Regions from separate parts of the Mus musculus genome. Here region 2 is linked to region 1. A link is a loop called in an ENCODE intact Hi-C map of the cell type or tissue named here. Cell type or tissue: left cerebral cortex. All regions are shown on one strand. Links, peaks and the distances in the headings refer to the core of each region. The heading gives the core; the rest is flanking DNA.

Region 1 (16,733 bases), core at 2,791-10,790:
CTCTCTCTCTCTCTCTCTCTCTCTCTCTCTCTCTCTCTCTGTGTGTGTGTGTGTGTGTGTGTGTGTGTGTGTGTGCACCTGTCTGTGTGTGTGTAGCTTTCTTCATGTGTGTGCAGTGCCTATGGAAGCCAGAAGGGGATAAGTCCGAGGAACTGGAGAGTACATTGTGTTATGATGTCCATGTAAAAACAGTATATACTTTTCAACACTGATCTACCCCACTTCAAGCCATAGGCTTTGTTTTAATCTGTATGGATATCGATTTATTTTTGTAAATAAACCTGGGACATATGCTATAATAATCTTGATTTTATAAATAAAGAAAGGAAGTCACCAAGAAGTTAAAGACATTGCTGTTATATAGATAACAAAAAGGATGGAAGCAAGAACCATGATCCTTCTCTAATATCTGTGCCCTGACCACTTCAGAGAGGCCATACTTTGCCAACTTTCCAGTTACTAACACATCATTTGTTTTTTTAAACTTTTGCAAACACTTAATTAATGATTAGGGAACAGTACGAGTCAGTATTCATACACCATACCTGAAACCAACTAGTCATCTGTGAAACAAGACTTGGGTGAATCGTGGATTAATTTTATGCTTCCAGATGTGAGTACAACTCCACAATAATATAGATATTCAGATAAAATGAAAACTTGGGGTTATTTGTTCAAAAGCAATTGGAAATTTCAGAATAGAGAATATACTGTTAAACTAAGCACAAGGCCCTCCTAATTAGGGTGGAAAAGTCTTCTGCAACTGCAAAGGGCAGGGGCCAATGAGGGTGGCTCTAAATGTAACCCCTTCAGTAGGTGAGTGTTAGACGTTGGACTGAGCTCTGACATGGGTCACAAAGCCTGTGATCTGGGCACATAATGTACTTTACCCAATAATAAAGTAATTATAGACATAGTCTTGCTTCTGTGAGGAGTTAGTTATTCAAGTTATTAACATAGTTATATTTTATGTTTTGATATCTTTCAGTTAAATGCACTGTCTACACTTGAGTCACTCTGTTTCCTGTGTTCCAATAGTTGTACACGAGATCACGAGTACATCATGCCTTACTGCCTTGTTCACACTCTATCCCCTTAAGCATCATTAGAAAGAATTGCTCCCATAAACATATTTAGTTAAGTATATTACAGTTTCACCAGATAAAGCTATAACTGGAAAACTATTGTTAAGGTATTGGACTTTCAATTATTTCACCTGACACCTTAACTACTTGCCTCACATAGCACTCAACTGGTTCATATTTATAAAATTTATTTAGCTCTGCATTTTCTCCAGGGTTTAGAAAATAAAACACACCCTCTTTGTTTCTTACTGCAAAATTTTATATCCCAGTTACTTCCTTCCTCATGGGAAACAAAGGCCTACAGTACAGCTGTTTACACTAAACTTGTGAATTTTCTGAGTGACAAGGTCTGTCTGATGCATTTTATGACTTGGGTTTTCACATTTAAAAACCATTATATCTCATGAAAATATTTGATGATGTATGATACTGAAGTAATGAAGTGGGAAAGTTTTATACACCAGAAGTCAAATTATGTGCTTTTATGTAACATCTGGGTTCTATTGCTTAACGTTTGATGATTAAAGAAAACAAGATAAAACTCCCCACAACAAACTCTGAATAATGCTACATATTCCAGTGATGCAAACAGCTAGCAAATAGTTTGTCTTGAATCACAACCAAGAAGTAGAGGCTGCATGCAAACACTGCTCTCAGCATTTCTATTTACTTGTTGAGTAAGTTATACTACTTAACTTTCATTTATGTCTGGAACGTAAGACTCTGGAAGAGAACATTCTAGCACAGCTCACATGGCAAAATATTCTAAGTAAACCAACACATCAATATGCTTAAACGATTTTCTAAATGATCATTTTTTTTTAAATGAGCAGTGGAAATTATTCTATCACCAGAGAGGGAGTGTTTCTACATTGGTGAAAGCAAAATTCAACTCTAAGTTGTTTGCATATCACCCGCAGAGGCGTTACCTGCTCAGCTCTGCTCTCATGTCGGTACTGATACTCAGAAAAGGCGTTGCAGGTTGAAGTCATTTTATCCTTCTCAAATTGTCTTTTCATCTTGGCTAAACCACCAGGCACGGTGCACACATCTGATTCTTCCATGACCTATGGTGATTTAAGAAGGTAATTCAGGGTTTCACCTGCAGATATGGTATGCTTGGGCTACTCTTTCATTATACTTGGCAATCCTTTGTGGGTAGAGCACAAAAAAGAGATATTAACACAAAAACCATTGCCATAGCTTTCCACTAAAACTAAACTTTCCTGTTGTTTTTGCCACTTACCAGATGTTTTATATATTGTGCCTTGAAAACACTGACTGAGTAAAATCACCCTGTTTAAGACACATTTTGATGTCTAGATTAGACTGAATGTTGTATTAATCCAATAATATGGAGGATGACTGGTGGGCATGAAAATAACGAAATAAATTATAACTCAAAGTAAAGCTGTCATTGATGTTTCAAACATCTGTACAGGCAGCAGACACGTTATCATGAATAATTATAAGAATCATTTTTAGTAACACCAAATTTTATTTCAGCTATTTTGGACACACCAAATAAAGGGTCTTATGTAAAACTGCTTGAAACTGTCAGTAAAAACAGCCACTTATGGAGGTACCTCCATAAGTGGCAGGGCAGTTTGCATACGTTCATATACATACTCCATCAGGTCATGCTTTGTGGTATCCTGTGAGCCACAGACATCAATGTTCTACATTTTAATCTAAAGAGCCTGAGATTGAGAGATGTGAAACATCTTATGTCCTCATGTGCAGGCCATTAAGTGACGGTATTAAATCTGTCTGTCTGAATCTTAATCTGAATGACACCTGTCTGTCTCAATTGCTAGCTCTACGAATAGGCAGGTAAAACAGCTACCGTTCACCAGAACTGTCGTGTCTCAATTCTGCTTTGAGCACTGGCATGTCAGGACCAAGCGGCAGGAACAGGAGATTTGAATAGAAGGACATATTTTCAGATGAGAAAACTGATCTCAGCACATAGTTTGGGAATGAACTTGCAAGGCACCAAGGAACCTTGCCAGTTCACACAGGGCTCACAGGGACATGCAACAGAACCTAGGGCTTTGGTCTTGATGACTCCACCACTTCCTTAGCCCAGCAGGCACTCAAGCCCAGATGGGATGCCAGGGGACAAGCAACATGAGCCATGCAAGTCCTTTGCCTGGGAAGCTTCTAGAGGATGGAGACTCCGTGGCATTTCACACCACAGCAGGACTCCTGAGGTCTGCACCAGTGCTGATATAAATAGCCCAGGGAGTGCAGCACAGGGGTCACAGGGATCCTGATGGACAATGTCACATCTAAAAGAATCTGGGTACCCGAGGGTCTGAAATCTTCAACCAAAATATGGGGGTTCTTAAAAGGTTTTAAGAAATACACGTGTCTCAGGAACTGATACAAAAGCACTAGTCTGAGCTCATGTGGAGTTATGTGAGCTCCCGTCAAACACTGCAGTGTTTGCATTACCATAGCAACTTCCTCTCTGGCTTCATGCGTTCTCAATCATTCCACAATGGATTTGCTCAATGGGAAGAGATACAGTTGCCTACTTTCTATGTATTCCATATATACTTTGCAGTTCTTCAGAACTTTACATGTAATTCCCACTCAATTACTGACATTATTCCTGACATTTGTTATCTGTTAATGACACGAGGGAGTTTGGGATCCATTTTTAAAATTTTAGAAAGTAAAGGAACAGAAGTGTCAATTATGGCCACAATATTTCCTTGAACCCTACCTGCCATTTATTTGGAATAAATGTCCTCCTTAGATAGAGCATATGTAAGCAAAATATAAGTTTTAAATTAAATGAATTAATGTATTTATTGTCAAGATCTTTCATATGTAAAAAAGTTAGAAGTAATGGAAAATCAAATGCAAATTAATTTTTTAAACCTCATCATTATTATTGTGTCAAAAACTGGATACTCTTCCAGTAATCGTTTATTCAAAGAAGTACCAACTGTACAGCTTGCCTCTTACCTACCACATGGGTTGAAACAGAGCTATATGCATCCCTCTCCTTTGACATCTGCTTTGGGAGCAGACATATCACACATACAGAAGTAAAGACAGCTGCTGGGACTTCATGATCTTATAAACCGTGCTACCTCTGCTATTGTTGGTGCCACGGTGACACACTGTAGCTGTTTGCCAAACTAAGTCAGATAGATCTCCCCCATGGAGGATAAAAATGGTGCTTAGGTAGCCTTCTTATAGAGAAGGTCCACCCAAATGAGATGGCAGCACATGCAGTTTGTGGCCATGGCTGGAGTGGCACCTGCTCACAGGGTCATTCCAGTGTTCTCGCTTTGCTTAGCACCATGCTCAGAATGCTGCCGCTAATCGGTGTTACTTTTATTGACCTCATCACTAGACTGGTTTGTGCTAAATCTTTTTATACTTACTTGTATTCCATTTCTCAGGTCTGGGCTGGGAAATAAGATCTGGAATTTAATGGATGTGTCGATAATAATGAGTTAATCTAAATGCTCAACAGTTAAACCTAGGTAAATATATTACACGGTCATCAATTTAAGATGTAAGTCCTAATCAATGACATAGAATGGCTTTTTGGGGGGCGGGCAGGACTAACAAGAAACAACATAGTTTGGGAAGTTGGACAAATGGTGATTTTAGTGCTAGTTCTGATTAAAGCGTATCACAGAGCAACATTTATTTTTACAAATTTATGGACTGTGTTAAAAAAGATAAAGAGAACAAAGTCACACTGTAGGGTCTGGCATTTAATTTGTTACTCTATACATATTACTCCCCTCTCTCTTCTTGGGCTGCTCACAGGCTACTCCTATTCCATGAGCACCACATGTATGTAGAGTCACCATTGCCAGCTGGCAGTTAACATGAGAGGACACTGTTGGTCACTGTAAGGTGTTCAAGCAAGTCTGAGACATATTGGAGTCAGTTTGGGTTAAATTTGTGACTTCCAGATTCTCTACTTGCAATGTTTGTGGCAGCTGTGTAGAGAGTCACAAGTGGCCTTATTGAGCTAAGTGGTGAAGAATTTGATAAACACCGAAAAACAAGAGTGTTATTTTACTTTTATTTCTATATTTACTGGGATTTTTGTGAGCTCAGGATTGCAGTATTTTCTTGTTCATAATATTTGAGACAAATTGAGTATGATAGTTTGAGGGCCATAATAGTCTCTTCTATGAAAAAGGAACTTTAAATATAGTTAAGAAAGCATTGGTATCATGAATCTCAAAATTTAATTTTATAATTGTGCAATCCTTTGAAAATAATTTCACTAAATTCTATGTCTATAATTTGTCTATAAAAATCTTCATATAGAAGATTTTTCTCACCAGTCCTAATTTCTGTCGTTTATTGAATAGGATTATTAAATTATTCATATCCATTTTATTTACTTATTTATTTATTTTATACCAACAGAATAAAGACTAAGTAAGACATTTAATAGCCTCCAGATACCACAGTCCATGCGACGTTAATCAAACCCAACACCTCATTCTTTACAACTTATGAATCGGGGGGCAGAACTATTTCCGGTTTACAGTGAGATCTGAGTTAAATCTTGAAGGCAGGCTGGGTTGTTTCACCTCATTTGTGATAACTATGATAAAAACCATTGGATGTATATGGACATTAGAAATTATTCTGATTCAAAGCATATTGTTTGAAAAGAAAAACAAAACATCAAAATGGTGGAAATATGCTTCATTTCACTAAATTCTTGATAGATTGTTTTCCAAGAACAAACAGTTGGTTTACCACTACCAAAAAATTTCTTCTTGTTAGATTTTAAAGGTCACAGCATTTCTTTCTTTGTAATATTTTATATTTTGCCAATTTGAAGGTGCAAACCCCACAATGAGCAGAAAATAATCACACACAGAGGACACCAGGGTAATGTCTATTCTCCTAACAGCTAGGCAATGGTAGCCAGTAGAATAAATACAAAAGAGCTCAATAATAACTAAACAGAATTAACATCGTCTATAGGACCGTTGTTGATTACTAGAAACTTTTTGTCCTAAAAGTGGGATGTGTGCCCACTTTAAACATTTACTTTTTATTTTTTTAATTTTTTAATTTTTAGCACGTTAGAAATACAAATCATATCATGGTACTAATCTGTTTTATGACATTATCCACTTATGGGAAATGATCTACGTCTTCCTAAAGTAACACCATTGTTTACTCAATAGCAAGCATTGAATGAGGCATTTTTTCGTCTTAGAAAAAGTCTGGTAGCTTGCAAATCAGTCTTTTGGTTGTTGTCCTCTTTATTTTATACATTATGATGATGGCTGTTTTCCTAGTAATTTAGAACGACCTTGTAGTCACGTCTTTAAATCTCCAGCAGGGGGCGCTCACTAAGAAGACTAGCTGGAAGCAGTATTGAGCTGATAATGTTTGTGAAGTGGTCTAGTTACTCATGTCACTTCTCTACCTCATTCCAAATCTATGCGCTATCTAAAATGTATTTTAATGACTATGTAAAAACTTAAATGTCATCTGCAATTGCAGGACGGTTAATGAATTTGGCACAGTGAGCCTTGCCTCTAAATAATTTGTAAATGTTGAGTAGCTATTTTTAAATCTTACCTTTGGGATTCTCTCTGTTTGTGTGTGTGTGTGTCTATCTGTGTGTCTGTCTGTCTGTGTGTGTCTGTCTGTCTGTCTCTCTCTCTCTCACACACACACACGACTAAATTGGGGATTACAATCATAAAGGAATGTTCTTATATTTCATTAAGTTGAAGGACATAGATTATAGAATCCTACAAATTCTTTTGAACATCGCTTATTATGAGTTGGTGCTAAAATTGGTGATCTTTCTGAATCTCAGAGTTTCTCATAATCATAATTGGTTTAGTAAAGTGCCTGCATTGATAATCTCTCTCATTTCTGTGTTGATTAAGCTTCTCCTAATGGATTCAGCACATACCGAGAAAAGCAAAAGAAATTATAATGCAAGAGAATTTAAATGAATGATACACACGACCAAGGAGGGCAGCACATAAGCCCACATTATTAAGATTTGAAATGAATTCTCAACCTTCCTGAGGAGAATAGCTATAGGTTAATTGGTAATGATGACAATATCAACACATTTACGGAGTGCCTCCTGCCTTCCACATAAATTATCTCCTTGGTTCTTCCCCAAGACCCCTATGTGGTAGATAATTATTCCCATTCCTCAGTGCATAAAACTGAAGGTCTGGGAGCGGTCAAGAGAATAACTCCGGTTCATGCAACCATCAAACAGCACAACCGAGGCTTCAAGTCAGAAGTTCTCAATTAGATTTCCGTTTTAATTTTGTTTGCTGTAAAAAAATATCCCAGAGCCTAGTATTTGTTTTTGTTTTTAAACTATTTAACTGTTTTGATTTTCAACTAGTACTATTCTGGTTTTTCAAAAGTAAGCAAGAAGACAGACAGCATACATGGCCAGAGGTACTTACATTAGCCGAGAAGCTGCGGGTGTCACCCCGTGAAACAGCTGCCTGGTACCTTGCCATCCTCTCCTTCAGGGACAGCGCCTCCAGGAGATCCGACTGGTCCTCACTCCCAGCAGTACTGACGTCTCCGGGCTTAGTAAGGTTAAAGGTCACTGAAAACAAACGTAGCATTTTCAGATAGGTGTCAGTGTGAGAAGAAAATAGCATCAACTTATGAACAGCGGCGGCTTCTAGAGTCCTTGGTCTCCAAACCTGAACTGTAAAGTCTCATCCCACTTACAAAGTTTCTCTGCTAGTTTCTTTTCTCCAGAGTTCCAGGACAAAGTTAAATGTGCATACCAAAGGATATACTCAAAACAAAAACAAAAACAACAACAAAAATCATTATTGTTCATCTATTCTACTTTTGAAGTTAGCATGGTGAGAAATGGTGACTTATTAACACAGTGTAATCTAATAATTAACATTCTTCAATCATTATATGTTGCATTCATGCTAAACACTACAGAAACATCTCAATGGTTTCTCTAGCAACCTTGTGGATAGATGCTATTTCCTAAAGTTTACATGAGTGAAAAGAAAAATACATAGTAGTTAAAACAACAACAACCAACAACAACCACAAACATCAACACAAAACTTCCCCAGGATCACAAAATTCCTAAGGGGCAGGTTTGAATACAGTTGGAATATTAGCAAGTGAAAATTTGTTCTTTGTGTTTTTCCTTACACTCAACCAAGAAGGAGGTACATGTAGCTACAAAGAAAGGGTGCAGATTATAGATGCTTTCCTTTTATTCCGAGGCAGATATTACATAAGAAACAACAACAGTATCACTAGGAACAGCTTCATCTGTCATGCATATCAATGGGTTTGGCCTTTTTTTCCTACTAAACCATTTGCCCAACATAGAAAACTTGGACTCCGGGGTACCAGAGCAAAGAACCAATTACGAGTTTACAGAATGGTGGTAGCCTGAAGCCAAAGGATCCTTGTGACTAATCCAATCTAAGCACATCCTTAGACAAAAGACAACACGCACCTCAGTATTCCCTTCCAGTGAAAGGGACATAAGGGCTCTCATAGCTATGTGACTACATACTGTTAGATAGTTCACATATGCTAGAACTGGTTTTAAAGCTAGGTTTTCTTATCTAATCTAGTGGCTTTCTGCTACCACTTTGCTAGTTGGTTTACTATTCTTTTGAAACTGAATGTATGTCTGGGGTTGGGGGGGGGGCCTGGAGAGATAGCTCAGTGGCTAAGAGCACTGGCTGCTCTTCTAGGGGTCTTGAGTTAAATTTCAGCAACCATATGGCTCACAACCATCTGCAATTGAATCTGATGCCCTCTTCTGGTGTGTCAGCAACAACATGCTCATATGCCCATATGCATAAATAAATAAATACATCTTAAAATAAAGAAAATGTGTGTCTCTGTGTGTGAACACATATGTGCATATGCATTCATGTGTGTGTCTATAAATGTGTGAGTATGTACTCACCACCTGGCCATGGACCCCAAGCTTGTCTCTTTTAGAGCTTGTAGCTTCTGGGACAACTAAAGTATGTATCTTTGGCATCTTTTATTAGATAGGTTGATTTAGTATAATCACTTTGGACCAAGACTAGATCACTCCATCAATAACATGTCACTCCACTTCCTTCTTTCCCATTTCTCCTCAGCCTCCACACTAAGATACTTAATTGGGTTCTTCACTTTTAATTTTTTGGGGTGTCTTCAAGATTTATTTACACAATCGCTGATAAGAACAACTTCTGTGGCTCAAAAATAGTTAAAACAACTGGCATTTCAACTCCCTGTGTAGGTGTTTGTGATTTCTTATTCAAGTAAAGAATTAATATGTTTAATAAATTAATTAATAAAATTAATAACATGGTATTTTGTTTACCATGTTACAAGATATAAACTATAGGGTATCAAGAAGTTCTATTCTATAAGCACTGTGATTGACTGCAGTACACTGATGTATTCTCAAATATCAGCTGTCTTGAAATTTAACTGCCATCCAAAATTTGATTTATACAAGTGTGCAATGTTTCTGCGAAAAATGATTCCTACAAATCACCATGCTAAAGTAGAGATATCCTAATTTTTCTGAGTGTATAATACATTTGCACAGATAGATTTGGCTATGTTCAATTGCACTGGTCTCACCTCATTGTGATATCACTAAACATTCTTCATAATAAATATAAATAGTATCTTTTATAATAGTCAAAAATTTCACCTATTTGTGGTCGATCTTAGCCTAACCTAGCTTGTTTATTTTTGCTAAAATTTACTGAGTGTTTACAGATGAATTTTTCAATTCTTGTCGTATTTCAACTCCTAGAAAAATGTTCAAAGTTATTATTAAAGCAATCAGTGGCCTGAGTGCTCTGAGTTGCCCAGTGGCCTTTTAAGCAGTGAAGGCACCGCTGCATTTTTGATGTATTTTCCAATCTTTCTTGCCATTGCTCATAAGCAACTGCATATTCAGCTCTGGGCGTGGAATATAAAAATCACAGTGAGCAAACAGAAAACCACATTGCTTGCCAATCTTCTAAGTCAACACCTGCCAGTTTCCTCACGGGGCAACAAAATGTTGCTCCCTCCCTTTTCCTTTTGCAAGGCACCAGGTACTCTTAAAGTGGTGCTGATCACATCTAACACAGGCCTTCAGCCTTGACCAGACAGGTGTTTCCTTAGGGATGTGTAGGGAAGAAGAGAGGAGAGTGAGCTGTAAGGACCCTGAGTGGGTGAGACAGAGTCTGGAGAAGAGCACAAACGAATTTAGAATGTTTTCCAAAGCAGAAGGTAATGAAAGAACAAATAAGTTTGTCGTCACATAGTGCCTATGGAAAAGTAAAAAATGATTATGATTGCTGTAAACAAGCTGAAAGGTTTAAGTGTCCTGTGAAGAAGAGGAAACCCCAAATATTGAAATGAGCCCCGTTAGGAAGCCTCGTAAGTACTAACATCACACCCACACGCACACACACACACTATTGTTAGATGTTTTCTGTCCATTGGCTTTAGAGGTGATTCATTGTACAGGACAGTAAAGCCTCATCCAAGGATGATGGTGGGTCCCCTGCTGTTCCCAGCGCTAACTAATCTTACTGCTCTGCTTAGAATCCATCATACTCTGAATACACCCAGTTTCCTTTATTGCTTATGCCAATCCAATTGCCAATTAATTAACACATTAATTCTTTATGTGACACAATAAACTACATAAAAAAGAACACACAGAATAACTTTGAAAGAAAATTAAATATTAAAAAATAAAATCTGTCATGAAGACAACTATCAGACACTGAAGACAAGAAGGCCTTTCATTAAGTGTTCTGTTTGTCTTAGAAAAAAAGATGTAAATGATCTCTTCTGTAATATAATGCATTTCATAATACATAAAATTCAGGTCATCATGTCCATTCTTGCTTTATTGCCTCACAAAATATCATGGGACTCGAGGTTACACATAAGCTTTACTTCTACAAGTTTGGGAAATAAGCAAACCCAACTGACATTCTGTTCCCAGGGCACAGGAAAGCATTATATCTGTCTCTACTGAGAGTTCACATTTGCAGCAGTTTTTAAAAGTACACTGGTACAATATTTAAACTCAGAGGATTCTTGGCCAATTATTCACACCGAAACAATTGGTTAAAGAAGATTGTGTTTTTACCAATCTTAGGTTCCTTGGAGGTGATACAATAATGAATCTTAGTTGCCAGACACGAAATACAATAAGGAAAAAAATCAACGAAATCATTTCAACCTGGGTTTTCTCCTACTTTCATGAGTCTCTGGTCAAAGGTAGAGTACATAGCGGTATGATGTGACTTTCATTAATAATCACCCCAAAGGGGTCATTCCCGTATGTGGTATGAATTTTTGTCACTTAGCTGTCCAGAGAGTTTCCAGTTTGGAATTAAACAGTTTTTATCCATTACATTTTAGAATAAAAACAAAAAGTGACAAGCATGTCTTATCAGAAATTATTTTCACCATATTAAAAGTTGCAAATTCAGTCCAAATATCTTTATACAGTAGCAATGTGAATTAAAGGCCAGCAGCCTGATACATAAATTCAGGGTCAATGTGCTACTCAGTAATGCTGCCAGAATCATAAAATGTCTGCACATAAAATGCCCAATGTGGCAGGGTTCACAGGGACAAGTGCTTTGTCACTGTCTCTTTTATAAAGCCAGACTTCTTGTCAGCATGTTTTCTAGATGTAATACTTCTTATTGCTTTTGAAATATTGCAGGCATATTCTCAAACCATAGCTCTGGAAAAAGTATTACAGAAGTGATGAGTGCATAATAAAGCAATAGATTCTATGGGTTGAAATACAAGCACCAGACGTTAGACACTTTTAAACTGGCTTATTTACATATAACTGAAACTTATGTGACTCATACCCCTCCCCTATACAACACGGATGATGGAAAAGTGTATACTATATTTAAATGTCACAATGAAAACTGTTATTGTAGACAACTGGTATCAATATTCACTAATATGAAAGCAGGTTTGAGAGAACAAAAACCTTATAGAGTGTAATGGAAAATATTTGAACTTTTTATTTCAGTGACCTGTTAGCTAGTGTGTAGGTTGGGAGACTGGTGTAAGTCAAGCCAAACTCAGCAGAGAGATCAAGGTGAAATCAAAAGACAAGAAAACTTCTCAGAGACTTGAGAAAAACATAAGCAGTATGACAGTGCTAAGGCAGGTTATAGATCGAAAATGAGTGACATGTTAGCTATAGCATGAAAGCAGATGACAGGCGTAGAGAACAGAGGGAAATCTAAGCTATACACACTACATGGTAAGATATAGTAGGGGAAATATGTGGTTGAAAAGTTTCGATGTAAATGGAAATAGTTAACACAATCCAAAAGTTAACTTAATCAATACCATACACATTTATTGGTAACGATTGTGAAAATTTCAAGTTTATGATGCAATCAGAAATTTATAATTGTCCAGGAAAGGAACAGTAAGAGAGTCTGTGATTAAATAACAACATTCAGACACTCTTAGTGTCTGAAAAATATAATTACAGTTATAGTTATATAGTTATATAATTATGTAGTTATAGTTTATAAAATTTTCATCTATACACTAAACATGAAGAATTAGAGAACCACCTATTAACTAATGAAAATTAATTGTGTGATTACCTACAAAAATCAATGTAAATCTAAACTGATAATAATGAGGAAAAGAATAAAACCATCTATATTATCCATGTTAAAAGAAAAAAAAAGGCAAAAACAAGGAAAGGCCTCTTTAAATAGTACTTCCATGTGAAGATAGATGTAAAAGTAAATGTGTTAGTTATTGAATTAATAACAAACTTAATATTGAAACACTGAGTTTAAAAATAAACTCATAAGAAACAGACAATAAATCTAAAATGATTTAACAAGAAAAGTTTGGCTGAAATATATTAAATGCAAATAAAGAAAAGTGTTCTAAACTATATTCTTTGGAGGCAATGTCTTCATGGAAACGAATTATACAGAATAATTTAGAGATCCATCCTATTGATGAAATGCAGTACCTACCTAGTAACTGTGGACCTTTATGCTCATCATCACCAATAAGAAAAACAAAAGTTTAGGAAAGGGTGTCTAAAATTATTACCTATCATTTTTGTAAGAGTAAATTAAGAATACATGATTTTAATGATGTAACTAACAGGGCTTACTTCAGTTTATCTACATGAACATAGGGTGTCTTCGTTATTCTACATAGCTCTCATCTCCTGGGAGGAAGACATTTATAGCCCCAAATAGTAGTGTACACGTATAAAGTACATTGGAGCTTGCAGGCAGACATAAGCCTCCTGTGATGTCAGCAGGACCTTGCCAGGAACAGTATCTGAAATGCCTGCTATGTCATGTGTGTAAGAAGGAGATGCAGTAAGGATGCAACAGCATCAAGGCCAAGCAATCGTGTGGGGAAGTGTGGGCAGTGACTTTGAGGTCATCATTAAGAGATCTTCACTCCTCATCACACTGGAAATGAAGTGCAGGTTGGGTTGAAGAGTTAAATAATTTTAAGATGATGAAAATCTGTAGAAGACCAGGGTGCATTTTAAAATGGTTTCAATAGAATGTCCTGATATTAACAAACAAACAAAAAACCCACCTCAAACTACAACAACAAAACAATTATACAACGTTTATAGCGGGAAGAAAACTGGAACTGGATGTGGGAAATGCAAAAAAAAAAAAAAATCAAGATCAAATAGTTTAGACAGTTTGTAGGAGGAAAGAAAATTAGTGATGGAACTAATTTTCGAACAACCAATTCGATAAATAAATATCAATTTCAATAAAGATTGCCAACAAGCCAGGAAAATGCTAACATCATTGAACTATGAGAAAACTGATTTACAAGTGAAAACCAAGCACAGGCCAGCATAAAGTCAGACATTTTACTTAATATTCTTGCTCATGCTCTGAGGGTTAGACTATTTTTTACTTTTGTTTTTTCAGGGCAAGGAAACAAAGATACAGAAAGATTTAAAACTTCCTCCTTGTCACAGGGCAGATGAGCTGCACACATGGAGCAGTGGCTGGGAATGCTCGGCTAGTTCCCTGGCTTAGTCTCTCTTCCCGGTCATCTGTCAGGAAGCACTGTCCAGACAAGGCAGCTTCCAAACGCTGACACCATTGCATACACTAGCAAGATTTTATCGAAAGGACCCAGATGTAGCTGTCTCTTGTGAGACTATGCCGGGGCCTAGCAAACACAGAAGTGGATGCTCACAGTCAGTTAATGGATGGATCACACAGCCCCCAATGGAGGAGCTAGAGAAATTACCCAAGGAGCTGAAGGGGTCTGCAACCCTATAGGTGGAACAACATTATGAACTAACCAGTACCCTAGTCGGCCATCACTGGAAAGAGAGGCCCATTGGACACACAAACTGTATACGCCCCAGTACAGGGGAATGCCAGGGCCAAAAAGGGGGAGTGGGTGGGTAGGGGAGTGGGGGGGGGGAGGGTATGGGAGACTTTTGGGATAGCATTGGAAATGTAATTGAGGAAAATATGTAATAAAAAATATTAATTAAAAAAAAAGAAGAAGCTTCCCTAGTTAGCACTTGAAGGAAAAGTCAAGGACAGGTCTATGATGACTGGTATCAGTTATCAGTTTGACCATATCTGGACTCTACTAAAACCCAAGCAGCTAGGGAAATATTGAGAATTTTTTTCTTAGCTGGATCAGTTAGGTAGGAAAACCATCCTAAATCTGGGTTGTACTTTCTGGTGGTTGCTCAGATAAAAGGACACAGAAGAAAGGAGATTTGACTTTTATGCCTGTTTGTTTTCAGTCTCTATGGCATGTTCATGTGTTCTTTGATCGAGACGTTTCTTCTCTGTTATTAGAGCCCAAGTCACTGGGATTCTGACATATACTGGAGAGTAACTGAGCCATCCGGCCACATGGGCTGAATGTTAGATTCTTGACTTTTGTGAAGGAGATGGACAGTGTTGAAATAGCCAGACCACAGCCTGTAAGTCAATCTAATAAATTCCCTTTTAATACTTAAAAAAAATTTCATTCTATCCGTTCTGTTCTTCTACAGAACATTGACTGATACATTGAACTTCTGTTGTGAACTGGTTCATGTTCAGATGTCACGAAACATTTAACCAACACCTAAATGGCTTATGCCATGGTGATTATGACTCAAAAGAGACTCCGGGGTTCAGCAGCAAGTTAAACATTTTAGAAGGAAAACCCAACTTAAACTTTTTTCCTCTGAAATTTCTATAATGTCAACACTAAGAGTTTCAATTTAGTCCTAAGAATGTGATGGTGTCTCCCCCAGATCTCTGTACGGCCAAAGGGGTCTTAAAAACCACTTTCTTTAAAAAAAAATTATTAATCATTTTATTTACATTTCAAATGTTATTCCCCCTTCCCGGTCATTCCTCCATGCACCCCTACCCATCCCTGTCTCCTTGCCCTATCACTTTCAAAAAGGCAAGTTCTTTTACACTGACATAGCAGCTGCCTTGCTATTTATTCTGGATGTGTTACAAAGAAGTCAACTGTTTAGTACTCTGGAAATTGATTTAGAATTGAGTTGGGAAAGTGCTAAGCTAAATTCTATCAAATCTAAATATATGACCTATAACCAAGTTTGGATTTGTATGCAGAAAATGATCCATTAGACAGAGCATAGGTTCAGATCCATTAGCAGGAGTACCTCTTTCTATAATTTTAATATTTGCATGTATTTCAGCTAATAAGAAAATTCATCTCTCCAAGCATTTAAAGTGCACCTGTCATGCCAAATATGTAACCAATTTGAGTCTTTTATATTCTTATCTGTATTTGAGTATTATAAAACCAAGAAGTAGATAATAAAATGAAGGAGCAAATATCCAACCCAATCTTGCATAAATCACAGTTTTTATCTCAATGAGGGAGGGCAAGGGCATAAAAATGAGTGCCAGTGGATGCCACAGAAGCATAAAAATGATCCTGTGGTATCCAGCATAGGAACAGACTCCTCCTATATCCTTCACCCCCTTATCTTACTGTTATCAAATGCATCATGCTGTTGAATGTATACTTGTAATTTCCCCTGATTCCAACCCTGTATACAAGTGTACTGTACATGGGCAAGGTATTTGCCCATGAGGGTGTGTCTCTTCACTTCAGTGCAGAGTATCAGTTCTGTTCTCCTTATCAGGTCTTCTCTAATTAGAATTCTTTCTTTTTTTAACCAGATACCAGACAACATCAAATAAATGAAGTAGTCCAGGAGAGGAAGAAGAGAAGATGCAGCCTAAATTGCACAAAAACAGTAGTTCACCTAAAGATGTTTATATCCCAGCTTTTAGAGCCTGTGATATATTAACTATTAACTCTCATAAAAACAGAAGATTCTTTTTTGCTGATGCTATGGAGCTAATTATCTTGATATGGAATGAGTTCCCTAGATTCTTCATATGGTTACAATGCAGTCCCAAAGAACTTCATAAGTCAAAGAGAGATACAAGATATTAGCAGAGTAAGGACAAGAGAGAGGCAAGAGAAGAAAGGAGAGAGAGAGAGAGAGACAGAGATAGGATAACAGAGGGAAGGAGGAGAATGGGGGGAAGAAGAGGATGAGGAGGAGAGAGTGGGAGGGAGGGAGAGAGGGGAGGAGAGAGAGAGAGGGAG
Region 2 (16,733 bases), core at 5,513-13,512, 520 kb after region 1:
TAACTATGTAAACACATTGGGACTCAAATGCAAATGATTGTTGGATTGCCTACCTATAGCATTTTATATTCTCTTCTCCAAAGTGCATACTTATTGAAGCAATGCAATACCTAAATCATACCCCAAAGCCCAGTGAGCCATAGGTAAGTCCTTGTAATGTTTAATGTCAGACTTTTTTAATGTTGTAGAAAAAAATGATTGTCAATGCATAAATTTTCCAAATTTTTTCATTTAAGTACATTTTCCAAATCCTTTACCTTGAAGGCATCATCTTCAAATAAAGTGGATTCCTCTGTGGATGCGTGTGAAATGACTGGGGGAGAAAACCAAGAAGCACAGACACCTAACACTATTTTTCTGAGAGGTAGATCGAGCGTGTTTAAGTGTTCTATTCACTTTCCAAGTGTTTTGTTAAGGCTATCTGAAGACAATTAATGATCTTAAAATTCCAGTAACCAAATACTATAATCACTTTTCCAAACACTCAGTGATTAAAAAAGATAGAGGACCTCTTTTCATAAAAAAAGATATAAATATGCTCCACCATTTGTAATGGTTAAGCTTATAATGTTGTGACTTTACAATGGTGCAAAAGAAATGTATGTTAAGTAGCAACTCTACTTTGAATTTATATTTTCCCTGAGCTACTGATAGGAAGTATGATGCTCCATTGTGATGCTAAACAGCATCATGAAACCCAGTTCTTAGTGAGCCTGAATGTGCAAGCAGGAGTATCTCATAATCTACAGTTCACTGTGTTATTAACTTATGATTTGCACTATGCCATGTGTATTAAATAACTTTGAAATTTCTGACGTTTTCAACATACAATAGGTGATCTGTTTTAAGTCAAAAAGCAGTTAAATGATGCAGTCCTACTTACAATTCTGATTTAAATAATTAATGGTTTTAAAAAATAAATACTGCCTAAAAAGTGTTGGGTTTTAGAGTGGAAGAGACAGCTCAGTAGTTAAGAGTGTACCTTGCTCTTGTATAGGATCAAGATTGATTCCCAGCACTAGAGTTTGGGCAGCTCAAAACTTCCAGTGACTTTAGCTCCATGATATTGGACACTCTCTTCTGGGTTCTATGATATCTGTACCTAAAAGCATCAATCCATACATACATATATACATATATGAATACTTCTAAATACTTCTAAAACAGAAATAATAAATATTTTAGTACAAAGAAGTACAAGAAGTTTAGTACAAAGAAGTTACACAAACAATGGGTAACATAGCTCAGCAGTTAAGAGCACTTTCTGCTCTTACAGGAAACCAGTTAGACATGGTAGCTCACAACCAAATTTTCAGTTCTAGCAGACATGACACTCTCTTCTGGCCTCTCTGGGCACCAAGCATGCATGTGATATACATACATACATGAAGGCAAAACACTTAAAATAAAAATAAATGAGTACTCTTAAAATAACCCAAATGTTGTCTGCTCACGTTGTTGAAGAATTTTGTCTGAGAATTGGGTCACCAGAATAGCTAAGATGTGAATATTAGAAATTGCTAAGATAGAATGTCACTTAGGCATTTATTCCAGGAATCTAAAGTCTGTTCAATTACTCTCAAGTTTATTGGAGAAAATATATTTAAGCAAGGCTTATAGCAATAAAGTAAATCCATCTTTGCGCTATCATATTCTGGGTAACATACAAAAGTCTGACAGAGTCTGCTTGGGTTATGGTGATTATTAAATTATATCATTAGGAAAACATAGGAACATACATAAAACACACTCCCACTGCATGAGGAAACATGACTCAGGAGCAGTAATGAATGTTAGAAGTCTGACTCTTTTCCTCTTCTGTTACATCAGCATTTGTAGCTTGCTCAGGGACTACAGAAGTAAATGATTGCTGTTAATGGCCAAGCATCAATCCCACTTTGCCATAGCTAGCCACCTATAATTCTTAGAGATGAGCAGGTTTCAAGTTAGAACTTAGCCTGCATTTTCCATTCTTTGTGCATGTGAGTTCACGTGCATCTGTGTGTATTTGTGTGTGTTTAACTTTTTCAGTCCATCTTGGACTCTCTCAATCTAGCCTCTTGTTCACAAATATTTAGCTACAAGTATCATCCCCCAACTCTGCCAGATACTTGTGTCCTCTTGTTTAGGTTTGGTCTTTTGCTGTTTTTTTTTTTTTTTTTTTTTTTGGTAATGCTAAGTGCTGCCTCCCCCCCCCCTCCCCCCAAGATTTGGAGTCTCCATGTAGCTACTGGACACCTACGTAGTTAATTCTAATTGGTAAATAAAGATGCCAGCAGCCGAAGGGGACTGAAGCCCCATAGGAGGAACATCAATATGAACTAAACAGTATCCTCAGAGCTCCTTGGAACTATACCACCAATCGAAGAATACACATGGTGTAACTTGTGGCTCTAGCTATATTTGTAGCAGAGGATCAATGGGAGGAGAGGCCATTGGTCCTGTGAAGGCTCTACGCCCCAATATAGGGGAATGCCAGGACCAGGAATGGGAGTGGGTGGGTTGGGGAGCAGGAGAAGGGAAGAGGGGATAGGGGATTTTCGGAGGGGAAACCGTGAAAGGCAATAAAATTTGAAATGTAAATAAAGAAAATATCAAAAATAAATAAATAAAAATAGATGCCAGCACCCAATAGCTGGGGAGAAGAGACGTGGGCAGGGTTGGATTTCCAAGGCTAAGGACACTGAGAAAGTAGAGACAGGGCCGCCATAGGATAGAGAAGCAAAGAGAGCACCCTGGCTGGGCTTTGAGCTAACAGAACATGGCCTAGAGGACTGACTAATTGGAGTTAAGAAAAGCCAAGATGGAATGTAATAAGTAATAAGTAGTAACTTGAAGTTATCAGTAGGAGGTCAATTCTAACAGCATGGATGATATGTGGTTGCTCAGTTATTGTGCTGCTTAGTGCATATTAAAATATAGAGGCTATGTGGGTGTCTTTCATTCAGGAACATAAATGGTTAAAGGCAGGAAGGAACAGCAGGAAGGATTTTTTTTTAATTGGGTATTTATTTCATTTACATTTCCAATGCTATCCCAAAAGTCCCCTACACACTCACCAGTACCCTCCTGGAGCTCTTGTCTCTAGGTGCATATGAATCAGAAAATGGCCTAGTCAGCCATCAGTGGAAAGAGAGGCCCATTAGTCGTGCAAACTTTATATGCCTCAGTACAGGGGAACGACAGCACCAAGATTTATTCAACTTTTTTTTTTTACAACATCCTCTTTATCCATAGGAGCTATAAGGTGCAAAAGTAGACTGGCATATAGACGATAGATAGATAGATAGATAGATAGATAGATAGATAGATAGATAGATAGATAAATGGAACATTAGGAATGACCAGATGACTTTTTTGAGAAAGAACATTCCAAACAATATAGAATGTCCAATCTAGAATATGGTAGGAACACATTACCCACAAATAGAGTGAGAACTGCACTAACAGCATGCTCCATGATTCCTTTAGAAACTAAAAAATGTTCAAAAATTTGTATCTCTGATTAGCAATTGTCTATTTGGCCGACATGGGTAATAAAATTATAAAAATTATAAAGTTCAATGACATCTTCTAGAAATCTTAAAGGCCCCATATCGTAATAATGTGATCACTCAACTCTAGACTAGGTACTAGATTTCTACTTGCTACCTGTAGTCCTAGGTGGCAATCTGAGCATGATTACATAGTAACTAAAAGGACCAGCACTTATCACAGATTTATACATTGATCTAAATGCAGCCCAGGTGACAATTGCCTTGTTCAACACAACAAGAATTAGTATGTACTCTCTTTTTATCTTTCACAATAGTAAAAATTTCCTTCAGAGCAAAAAGGTAAAATAAAATAAAGGCTTTACAACCTCAGTAAATCAAATCTAGTAGCACAATAAAAATATTGCATACCATGATTAAATTGGGATGTAGCCAGACAGTAATGGCACCCATTTTTAAGGTAAATCTTCCATCAATTAACCTAATCAGGATAAGTTCCCACAAGCATGACCACAGGCAAACTTCATTTAGTTCATGCCTTACAAGTGTGCCTGGAGGTTTGTCTCCTAGGTGATTCCAGATCCTGTCAAATTGTAAATTAACACTAACCATCACAACTCCGCCTCTTGTTAACTGGGAACTCAAATCATCATCTTACAATAACCTTCTGCTCATTTCCCCATGATGTCATGGCTTCTAGTAACACAAAAATACCTTCAGTCTTATTTCAGAAGAGCCCAAATACTTAAAGATTCCTGGCAATGCTTAAAATTCAAAACTCCATGTTTCCTTTGAGATCAAAGCAGTACCTTATATGTGAGCATTAGAAGAGAAACACAAATAAGATGCTTTAATAAAATATTGGTATTTTAAATCAAAGGATAAATATTCCTACTTTAAAGGGAATAGCAAGGAAAAAATCAGACAAAAGCCGGAATAAAAAGCTGGGATGCTGAAAGTTCCTGTTATGCATCTGGAACTAGTGATGGTATTGTTAGGGTTCCAAATACTTGAAGAACTCAACTACCCCTCCAACTCCACAACATGCATAGCCTCTCTTAAGCATCCATCACTCCATGCCTACAGCTTTCCTCAGAGAATGTTCATAGTCCTGACATCTCCAACATCCTGAGGTCTCCATTGCTTGACTTTCACAGCTTTATTAGATGACTCATCAGGCTCCTGATAGGAACTTTTCATTTTTTTAAGTCTTTAGTGTCCTAATGATTTGGACTATCATTTCCTTATAGTGTAGTTAAGTTGAGTAGAAAAGAAGTAGTGACTTCTCTTGGTACTATTGAAGCCTGCTTCCCTGGCATAACTGTAGCCATTTTGCCTCATGCACCACAAGCCACTTCATATTACTGCTGACATTGAATATAGCTTGACTGCTGACACAGAAAAATAACTAGGCTCAGAACAGGATCAAGTTGACCACATATCCTGTTATGTTTTGAGGTTTGTTCTTGGAAATTCCAACTGCAGCCTTTACTTAGGACCAGTCAAATTAAACTTCAGACTGGACTGGTATTTCTAAAAATACCAAAACACTTGAGAAAAAGCAATCCAACCCCACAACCATCCCTGCACCTGCATGTGAGCTAATTGTGGGTTTTGCCTATAGAAACTAGCCCTGGGAAATGTTTGAGGTTGCAGTCTCAGCTCTTCAGTCTAGACTGCATCCCTGATAGATCAATCTTGGGGTGTGCATTCAATACACCATCTTTTTGTTTGAGACCAGAGTCTGTGTGGTCTGTGGGTGACTCCTAGATCCCAACATGTAGGGGGATCATCTGGGATCATACCCTACACTCTATCACCCCTCAGTTATTGAGGTGTGGACACCACCAAGCCAGCTGGTCCCTCTGTGAGGAGCTAACTTTCTTTTTCTTGGTTTGTCTTGGCTTGACCTTGTTTCTGGTCTGGTCTAGACCTCTGTTGATGCCTCCCTCCAAAAATAGAGAAACTGGACACACCATTGCTCTTCAAGTCAGGAGAGAGGGTTCAATTATAAACTACCCCTTCTGACTTGGGCAGGTCTCATTGGAGATGTCTAACCTACAGTGCTGGGTCTGTCTTTGAAATTTGGTTTTGTATTTGTCTTCCAGTTAAGTTTTTTTTCTCATCTTTTTTCCTATGGGAAAATCCTCTTCTACGCTAGACATGCCTCTTGAGATGATTCAAGAAACTGTAAGGATTTTCAGAAGGCTGCCACCATTTTGGCTGACCAAGTCATTCGAGGGCAACTTCATACCCTCTGTGAATTTGAATGGCCTTCTTTGGCACTGGCAGGCTGGATGAGGGTTCCCCTGACTCATCCATCCTTGTCTTCATATAGGCCACAGCTCTCAGGCATCTGGGACCTTGGCAGGTTCCCTGTGTCATGGCATGACATATTCTTATACCAGATAAGAGACACAGAGCTTTTATATTTATAATAAGCCTTAATTAGGACAAGAGCTGGCTAATTATCTATCATCTACATCGTTAGGTCCTATTTCCTTATCCATAATCCCAAGTTATAATTTGCCATGTTCTGTCTGGTCTACTCTTAACTTCAATTGGACAGCCCTCATGGCTATGCTTTTATGACTCACCTAATCCATGGTGTTTTACTTCTTCCCACCTCTGCCTCTTTCCTTCATGGTTCTTCTCAGACCTGGAAATGCCAAACCCTGCTTATCTCAACTCTGCTTAGCTATAGGCTGTAGGCATCTTTATTCATCAATCAGGGATAACTTGGGGAGCAAGGTCATATGCTGTCACTTGGGTCTACCTGCAGATTCTCTTGTTAATGAGTACTTGAGGGTACAACATTTAGCATTTCAATACAGAGCAAAAGACCAAACCTCAACAATTCCCCTTTTTTTAGTCTAATAAAAGGCTCTTTTACCTCTTAGATATAAAATAAATATGACTATAGCAATTTTAAAAACTATAAGGCATGTTATACCTTTATAATGTCCAATCCATTTATATTGGCAACTTAAATAACATATTTTATCCTCTATCCTATCTTAGTTAGTTTAGAGCTCTGTACCTAAATCATTTTCTGTCCTAATCTGTATTATTAAACTAAAAACATTTTCTTAGGCTTAGATCATCTTTTGAAATCCTAAATAATTTAAGATTATAGTAAGACTATGACTATTTTTCAACCCCATAGAAGACCTGGGAAGAAATAAATATTATTTGAGTATGAAGGAAGAGCAGAAATACAGCTTCCAAAGTTTACAGAAGAAGCAGAGACAGCTGCAGCTGACTGCCTGGTCAGTCCCCAATATTCTTTATAACACTGGAGCATCTATCTTTAGCCTTCTGGCCCAGAACATCTGACAGACCTTAAGTGAAGCAGGGATTATGAAGGATTCGCATACCTTGCCTTGGTGGAACTTAAGAGGTTAGTTTTTCCTTTTGCTATCATCTGGAAACTAGAGCTCCAGCCTTGTGCTAGACTTAAACCAATATGGTAAAACCTCATCCTGAGTCAGAACACTAGACCTTTGCAGGGAGGTCAAAGTTTTCCACAAGAGGTCATTCTACAGATGGACACCTACACTTCTTTATCAAAGCTATTTCATAGGTCCTTAAGAATTGTACAAGACTTGATGGCATTGGGGAAACTTACATATTCAAGTGTGAAAATGGAAAAATTGGAATAGTTTTAGTCTCAAGAAGAAATGTTCGCTGTAAAGATGCTTTGCTTTATCATTTTCTCAGTTACAGTGACTACATTGTGTCACTACAGTCAGGGCAGTGCAGAGAGCCTACAGTCTTTGACACTCTGTTTTGCTTTGTTTTTATCTCTTTAGCATTTAGCAGTATCTAATAGAACTACTCCTATAGCTCTAACTAAGGATTGTCTAAATTACTCATACAACTCTTTTGTGGATAAGAATAGTAGTAATAATAAAACAGTGTGTTTATTCAAATATCATGCCTAACTCCTAACACATTTGGTCCCAGACTCATCACTTCATCCCACAACATCCCTGTTACCTTATTTTCAAAAAGAGCAAAGTAGAAAATCCTACTTTTCAGAATGCACGAATATGTGCCATGGGACGAGTGTTCTTATTTTACCAGCTTGAGATATGTAAATTGCAACAGACAGCTAGGTAGAACATTTATCCTCTGAGTGTCTATGCCCGAGGAGTTTTCTTTTCTCCCATAGACATCAAGCAGAATCATTTACTATCTAAACTACAATTGCTTTTTGACTGAAGTCACTTCAATTCAGCATTTAAATCGTGTTGTGTTCTGTTTGTGTAAGCTTTCTCTCTACAACAAGGATCCTGAAGGGCAGGTGAATCCTCCAATGCATCGCTCCATGTACCTGAGATAATTAGTTCATTATGAAGCCCATAGCAGAAAGTCACCAGGTATTTGCTTAGTTAGGTAACATCACCAGCAGACAGCGGAGGAGAACACAGGTTTCCTCTTGATAATTCTCTGGCTGTTTCCTCAACAGTATAAACCCTCCCTGCCTGCAGCCTTTCCTGACTTGAGTCAAAACATTACTCAGATGGTGGCTGTTGTCAGCAGGATCATAATCACAACCCTCTGAGCCAAACACCAGGAGGTTAATAAAAGCTGTTTTTGGTGAGAAAACATCATGTTGTTCTTTGTCTACCAAATTTCTTAGCAGACCTCAAGAGCTCTCACTAGATGAAGACTATAAAGAAGATTTCTATTTGTAATGCAGTTGTCTCATAACTAGACTTTTTGTTAGTCCTGTGGTCTGAGGAATAGACTGATAAGAGAACATTCCTAAAGATGCTTTTACTGGATTTGCTGTTCTTGACATACACTGAACCTGTTTGTATTAATGACAGGAGGGAAAAAAGTCTTGTTTCCTCTGCCTGTTACCTTTTTCAGCTTATTGCAACTGTCAAACTTAAGATAATGAATATTTTCTAAGTTAGAGGGGTAGAAAAATCCCTACAGCTGTGGATGCTGCTTGTATGATTCAGTGCAATATCTCTTCCACTAAAACAATACACCTGACTTTGTTGAGCATCCTTTATTGTCACACAGAACAAACTCACATACCTTCACCGGGTGAACGAACAGTAGATTCTTCTGAGATTGGCCCAGTTTGACGTTGATAGAGTGCCACAATGATAGGATTTCGATTGGTTAGTGTCTGTGATGACAAAAGATAAAGGCTAAAGACATTGAGAAGGAGCAGAGAAGTAAGAGAGAGAGAGAGAGAGAGAGAGAGAGAGAGAGAGAGAGAGAGAGAGAGAGAGAAAGAAAGAAAGAAAGAAAGAAAGAAAGAAAGAAGGAAAGAAAGAAAGGAGAGAGGGAGGCAGGGAGGGAGGGAGGGAGGGAGAAAGGAAGACTGATTCACGACACAGATTGCCCTGTTTGCATTGATTGTTAAGCATAGCTGCCATTTTTTAAATGTATAATCCCATCGCACAGGAAGTGATGATTCTGGCATATTATACTATGATTCTAGCATAGCAATAACCTGAACACATACCCAAATTAAAATAAAACAAAACATGCCTATATCCTTCATCTTCCTTACTTTTAGAAACTCAGTTTAAATTTCAAACTGTTTACTCAATAGGCTGTATTTTCGCTGCAAGAAGAGCCTAAGTGATCTTTTTCTCTACACCTGCAATGATTATGAAGCCTAACAGCGGTAGCTCAAAATAGGTAGAATAAATAGAGTTTCTTGAGCCTCTCGGACCCTCTATATTTAATCTTAAGCAACCTGTACAAAAGAACTGTCACCTGCCACACAAGCCACACTCAAACTGGATCAGATTACCCTGATATTCTTGCTCTCTAACAAGGTGTCACGGTCTATGCGTTGCTGCCCTCTGCTGGTAATATGTGAAGCAGCAAAAAGAAAATGGGGAAAGGTGTTTATCTTACAAAAAGTTTGTACAGACATTTATATGGAAAATAAATATCGATACTGGCTAACATTTTAAGGACTCTAGGAGCGGAATGGGTTTGCAACCCCATAGGAAGAACAACAATATCAACGAACCAGAACCCCCATAGCTCCCAGGGACTAAACCACCAACCAAAGAGTACGGGGTGGGGGTGGGGGGCACCCATGGCTCCAGCTGGATATGTAGCAGAGGATTGCCTTATCTGGCATCACTGAGAGGGGGGCCCCTAGGTCCTGTGGAGGTTTGATGGCCCAGGATAGGGGAACACTAGGTCACTCAGGCAGGAGTGGGTGGGTAGGTGGGGGAGCACCCTTACAGAAGCAGGGAATAGGGGGCTTGTGAACAGAAAACTGGGAAGGGGGATAACATTTGAAATGTAAATAAATAAAATAGTCAATTAAAAATGAAAAAATATTCTTCATTTTACAGGTGTTTGCAATAGTGCAGTTCTTATGTAGCAGTATACTGGAAAAATTAATGTAATAATTAATATTTTGTCGATATATCAAAATGTTTGACACTTTATATTGTCATGTTAAATTTTAGAATTTATGTAATTTATTTTGAGGGAATGTCACAAGCAAAGCAAAGATTATATCTTCATAATATTCCCAGAATATACTGATATATTGCATTTAACTGTATTTTCGTACTAGAGTTGCTGTAATTAAGTTGTTGGTTAGACACTCATAAAATTTAGTCATAATTGCAATAATTTCTCTTTGGCATTCCTTATAACTACAAGGTAAAATAAATCTGTGAAATTTTGCTCTTATATAAAGTGTCCATTAGAGGACATTTAAAATATTATTAAATGAATTATCTTTCCTCAGTGTTACTGAATTAATATAGATAAAGAATGAATTGGTAGGGTTAATTTTTACATGAAGAATACAAAATTAAACGGTAGGAAATCACAATGGTCTTAGTGGAATTTTAGTCACTATATTAATTATTTGTAATAAAACCAAATTAATCTCGGAAGACTCTTAACACACTTAATTTCAACTAAGAAAATACCTTTGTTCAAATGCATACAAGAAATTCTTTCAAAAGTCCAACTAATTGGTAGTGACTATAAGTGTATAGAGTCCATAGTCTTAAGTTTGAGGCATAGCACCTTAGAGTAGGAGTCTAAGCCATTTGATTCAGGAGCTGTGATGTATATTTAATACACACACACACACACACACACACACACACACACACACACACCAGGTCAAAAATTTGAATTTATGTTTAAACTACTTTTGATTCTTTTGTAATTGTCCTTTTTATTTCCTCAGATGAAGGGATAGGAAAAGAACTGTACCCAAGATGTGGGCTGAAACCAGAGAGTTTCCTTCTCTGTTCTAACTATTCCTAGGCTGAGGCCTGGAAGCTTCTAGCCTCCATATGATCTTCCAAACTACCTAATTCAATCCTCTTTCTCTCAGCTTCTGATTGAATTGCTTTGTCTGGCCTCATAATAACATTGGTAATATGATTTAATCTAGCTCTTTCTCATTCTCCATCTCATTTTGTTTCTGTCCTCATTTGTATCTAGCTTGTTCTCTCTGCAACCTCTTTCAGTAAAACAGCCACACATACCACTCACAGCCACACACAGCCACACACAGCCACACACAGCCACACACACACACACACACACACACACACACACACCACCACCACCACCACCACCACCACTCCCTCTTCCCCTCTCCCTCCCCTCTCCCTCCCCCCTCCCTCCCCCCTCCATCCTCTTCAGCAGCCTCTCTTCTCCTGTGAGTTGGATTTATCCTATCTCTGACCCACTCTGTCCAATATCTGGTGGTTGCTCTGTCTGCCCCTCAATAAGAGGTCACTTTCAAACATGCTGCTTCCTTCTACAAACTAACCTTACCTTCATTGTTAGGGATGAAAGGTGTGCACTAAGGGCGTGTCTATACTACATTGTTAGGGATGAAAGGTGTGCACTAAGGGCGTGTCTATACTACATTGTTAGGGATGAAAGGTGTGCACTAAGGGCGTGTCTATACTACATTGTTAGGGATGAAAGGTGTGCACTAAGGGCGTGTCTACACTACAGCCAGGTGCTACTGCAATCCAGAGTATGTCTGCATTCCAGTAGAGTCATATCTTTGGATGCAATACCTTATCAGAGCAGCCTTGTTGCTAGATTAAAATTCTTCTACATTCCTTGGGGGAAAAAATAAACCATCTAAAAAGCAATATAGGTTTCCTACTAGGCATCTGAACTATTTTGATCCTTAGCATCTACTTTCAAATCAAACTTTTATCTAAACTACCAAGTTCCTATACACTATTGAGAGACATTAGCTGAAGATCAAAAAAAGTACATCATATTCCATGTGAAATATAGCAGAAAAAGCCCAAACAAACAAACGTAAGCATTAGATCTCATCATGATTACATGTCTACAGGGGATTTTACTCCGGTTTGGTACCTGTGGAACAGCACTTTTGAATTGAAGGGCTTGGTTTCTGCCTTCACTGTGTCACTTCTGTATCCTCCAAAAAGCTACTTTTTCAGTTATTGCTTTCTCCTTCAGCATGATCCCATAATGTAGAAATGACCGATTAAAAAATATTAATAATCAGAAGAAAATAATTTTCAGAGGGGTTCCATATGAAGCATTGTATGACCATGACTTGACAGAGCCCTCACATACAGCTATGAAGTAAGAACTATCCAGAGAGAATCACCACAAGAGCAGGCAATACCAGAACTCAAGGCAGATATTGATACTGTAGACTTTAATAACATTGTTTCTCTGCGGTAGCCATTACTGTATCCCGTCTTCTCATTGTATAGCTTCAGGGGATAGAATGAATATATGTATATAAATATGTATGTATATGTATATATATATATATATATATATATATATATATATATATATATATATATATGGAGGGAGAGAGAACTTAGGACTTCTGTATTATGTAATATCCCATGTTTTCCATACAGCCTAATCATTTATTAATTGAAGATTATGTCTGAGGTGTGGGCTGCTGTAATAAAGTAAAAGAAAAAGATACAAATTTTTCTATGAATGCATGTAATTTACTGTGGTCAGTTAAGTGAGAAGCAATCAAACAAAACAAAACAAGACAAAAGAAACAAACAAGCAAACAAACAAAAACCATGAAACAAGCTTTGTAAGAGGGAGAGAAATGTAAGGGTCCAAACCAACACCATGGGAACTTTCAGTATGGTGTGGAAGATAAAAGGCATTGTCGACTTGTAAAGGTTTTGTTTCATCTCTTTGGAGTCCTTTGCTTTGAAGATCCCCTTCTTTGCAGAATAGATTTGGCTGTTGTGGTCACAAAGGGTATGGGTTCATACCTAAAAGAAAACAATACCTTTATTATCCAGATTAAAGGACACACATGGTATGTACTCAGTTATAAGTGAATATTAGCCATAACATACAGAATAACCATGCTATAATCAACAGACCCAAAGAAGCCAAATAACAAGGAGGGTCCAAGGGAGAATAGTTGAATCTTTCTCAGAAGAGGAAACAAAAATAGGTATCAGAAGTTGATGGAAGGATGTAACTGGGTGGAAGAGAGGATATGAAATTGGGGGGGAGCACATGTAGGGAGAGTAGGGGAGAGAGAAGAGAGATTTGCAGGATTGGGAGATCAATCTTTAGGTTGTGCCAGAGGTTGTGGGGGTAACTCTAGCTAAGACTCCTAAGCATGGATCCTGACGTGACAACTTCCTTTAGCCAGGAAGAACTCTCAATGGAAGGATAAGGACAGAAACTAACTCACAAAACCTTCAACACAAAATGGGCCTTGTCTACAAGACATGAAGGGACAAAGATAATGAAGAGACTGAGGGAATGGCCATCCAGTGACTGCCTCAAATTGAGTCCCATCCCATAGGCAAGAATCAATCCCTGACACTTAATGATACTGTTACGCTTGCATAGAACCCATCAGTGCTAGTAGAAAATAACAGTTCGCTTTAATTTCTTGAATTCATACCTTTATAAGCATAAGGACAGAGACAGAAACAGAGACAGAGACAGAGACAGAGGAGACAGAGACAGAGAGGTGGGACATAAAAGGAATGGTACTTGCTTTCCATGAGATCTTCATGTTCTTCCAATTATATAAGCACAGTCAATTATAAAGACTTCAGTACAGCCAGAGAGGAGCACGAGAGAGTTCTACGCAACACAGGGATATCAAAGATAAAGTTACAAAGTAACATTTGCAGAACTGATTTGCAACCTGTGGATATTTATAGAATTACTACAGTTTCATTATCTGGTCCAGGTGGGAAGGATGGAAATGCATTAAGATTCATATAAAAGCTGATTGAGCACACTAGATGAAAGAGAGGGAGTATGAGGAAAAGCATCCCACAGAAGATGTAATGGTTTAATGTCCTTCAATTACATAGAAACACCTACAGATAGGAACTCAAATGAACGGTGACAAAGGCAAAGCTTTCTTCTTAGTTTGAACGTATTTTTTTTCTTTGACAAAATGTATTCAGCTAATAAATGGTTAATGGGAGAATAACTATGTATCACTTAGGCAAGAAGTAAGTAGGTGACAAAGTTTATCACTTGTCCCACCTCAGATATTTAAAAGATGTGCAAATTCACACAGAAGGTAGTTTTGAAGGTAGTTTCCTCAAAAAAAAAATTACATCAAGGCATAGGGGTGCACCCTTGTAATCTTGCACAAAGGAGTCCAAGGTATTAGAATAATAAGTGGATGCTAGCTTCTACCAATGGGACCTTGTCTTAAAGGGAGAAACACAATAGAAGAAAATTTCAAGCTATATCATCTTGATTTTCCAAACCAGTGTTTATTATTAGGAATAATTTTTTTTTACTATTACCATTTTTAATCTTTCCTCAAAGATCAGTTGTTATCCCCCCCCCCGACCCACCCTCTAAGATTTCCCCATCCCATTACTCCTCTCTCATCACCAAGAGGATGTCCCCATAACCCCACCCTCATATGCACACACCCCACCAGGCCTCCCCACTCCCTGAGGCCCCAAGTCTCTCAAGGGCTTGATGCGGTTTTTCTCACTGAAGTCAGACCAGGCACTCATCTCCTATATATATGTTGGGGGCCTCAGACCAGTCATTGTATGCAGCCTGGTTAGTGGCTCAGTGTCTGAAAGATCTGAAGGTCCAGGTTCTGGAGACTGCTGGTTTTCCCATAGGGTCTCCCTCCTCCTCAACCTCTTCCAGCCATTCCCCAATTCAACCCCAGGAGTTGCGGACTTCAGACCATTGACTGGGTGCAATTATCTGCCTCCATCTCAGCCAGCTGCTTGTTGGGTCTCTCAGGGCACCCATGCTAGACTCCTTTCTGTAGGTACACCACAGCATCAGTAATAGTGTCAGGTCCTGGAGACCCCCGTAACCCCTGAGTTGGGTCCCAATTTGGGACGGTCACTGGATCTCCTTTCCCCCAATCTCTTCTCTGTTTTTGTCCTTGCAGTTCTCCCAGACAGGAACAAGCCTGTGTCAGAGTTCCTGACCGTGGGATGGCAACGGCATCCCTCTACCCAATTCCCTGTCTTTCTACTGGAGGTGAACTCCACAAGCTCCCTCTTCCCACTTTTGGGCATCTCATCCAAGGTCCCTCCCTTTGAGTCTTGAGATTCTCTCACCTCCCAAGTATCTGCTACCTTCAAGACATCCCCAACCTCCCACCTCCCACCTTCCGAGGTTTTATGTTTCCATTCATTCTGCTGGTCCTCGGGGCTTAACTTCTGGTATTCCCCCTCTTCCAATGCCTGACCATGTTTCCCTTTTTCTCTGCCTCTACCCTTCTCCTCCCCCACCCAGTTTGCTCACTCCCTCTGCCCTCTGCTTTCTTCTCCCTCCCAAGTGGAATTGAAGCATCCTCACTTGGGCCATTTTGGCCTGTTTACCTTTTTGAGTTCTATGGATTGTGTCCTGGGTATTCTGTACTTTTTTGGCTAATATCAACTTATTAGTGACCACAAACCATTTTTGAAGATCATTTTGGTTCTGAGTTACTTCACTCAGGATGATATTTTCAAGTTCAATCCATTTGCCTGAAAAACTCAGGATATCCTTGTTCTTAATAGCTGAGTAGTATTGCATTGTGCAAACGAACCAAATTTTCTGTGTCCATTCTTCTGTTGTGGGACATCTGGGTTGTTTCCAGCTTCTGGCTATGACAAACAAGGCCACTATGAATATAGTGGAACATGTGCCCCTGTGGCATGGTGGGACATCTTTTGACTATATGCCCAGGAATGGTATAGCTGGGTCTCCAGGTAGATCTAGTTCCAATTTTTTGAGGAACCTCCAGATTGATTTCCAGAGTAGGTGTACAAGTTTGCAATCCCACTAGCAATGGAGGAGTGTTCCTCCCTCTGCATGTCCTCTCCAACCTGTGCTGTCACCTGAGTTTTTGATCTTAGCCATTCTGATTGGTGTGTTAGGTGGAATTTCAGGGTCATTTTGATTTGCATTTCTCTTATGACTAAGGACTTTGAACATTTCTTTTGGTGCTTCTCAGCCATTCAAGATTCCTGTTGTGAATTCTCTGTTTAGTTCTACATCTCATTCTTTGGTTGGGTTGTTTGGATTTTTGGAGGTTAGCTTCTTGAGTTCTTTATATATCTTGGATATTAGCCCTCTTTGAGTGTGGGATTAGTGAAGATATTTTTCCCAATCTGTAGGTTGCTGATTTGTCCTATTGACTATGTCCTTTGCCTTATAGAAGCTTTCCAGTTTCAGAATTTCCCACTTATCAATTCTTGATCTTGGAACCTGAGCCATTTGAGTGATGTTTAGGAAATTTTCCCCTGTGCCAATGAATCCAAGGCTCTTTCCCACTCCTCTTCTCTTAGATTGAGTGTATCTGGTTTTATGTTGAGGTTCTTGATCCACTTGAACTTGAGCTTTGTACAAGGTGCTAAATATGGGTCTTTTTTCATTTTCCTACATACCAACTTCCAATTAGACCAGCACTGTTTATTGAAGATGCTTTCTTTTTTCCATTGTATATTTTTGGTTTCTTTGTTAATGATCAAGTGTCCATAAGTGTGTCAAAGTCTCTGACCATTATTATAAATAATAGTATTATGTGACAAATTTTATTTAAATTCAGTAATATAGACTAAAGTTCTAATTTGAAGTATTGTACTTCTATTTACTTATTTGGGATTTATATGTGTCTCTGTGTTTTGTGTGTGTGTGTGTGTGTGTGTGTGTATGTGTGTGTGTGTGTGTGTGTGTGTGTGTGTGTGTGTGTATTTGTGTGCATATGTGTGGGTTTGTATGTGTGGCTCAATATGTGGTGTGTGT

The links. Peaks named below come from ENCODE experiments on the same cell type or tissue, not always from the same donor. Only the 100,000 strongest peaks of a DNase experiment are listed, where the experiment ranks them.
Region 2: a loop joins it to region 1, with 7 times the contacts of the local background. A loop is called at or near these places in 17 of 42 quality-filtered maps.

The regions. Positions count from the first base shown.
Region 1 is chr2:67,467,665-67,484,397 of GRCm38, reverse strand. Xirp2 (xin actin-binding repeat containing 2) reads right to left here. Exons shown (of 9, transcript NM_001024618.2): 2 at 7,532-7,680; 3 at 2,015-2,152. The coding sequence starts at 7,588. Among named protein-coding and RNA genes, the nearest start is that of Xirp2, 30 kb to the right of the region's middle. In left cerebral cortex, for the core only: a CTCF peak has its summit at 6,425 (motif pointing right); a DNase peak (open chromatin) is centred at 6,437.
Region 2 is chr2:66,954,888-66,971,620 of GRCm38, reverse strand. No RefSeq gene overlaps it. Among named protein-coding and RNA genes, the nearest start is that of Scn7a, 180 kb to the right of the region's middle. In left cerebral cortex, for the core only: a CTCF peak has its summit at 9,323 (motif pointing left); a DNase peak (open chromatin) is centred at 9,319.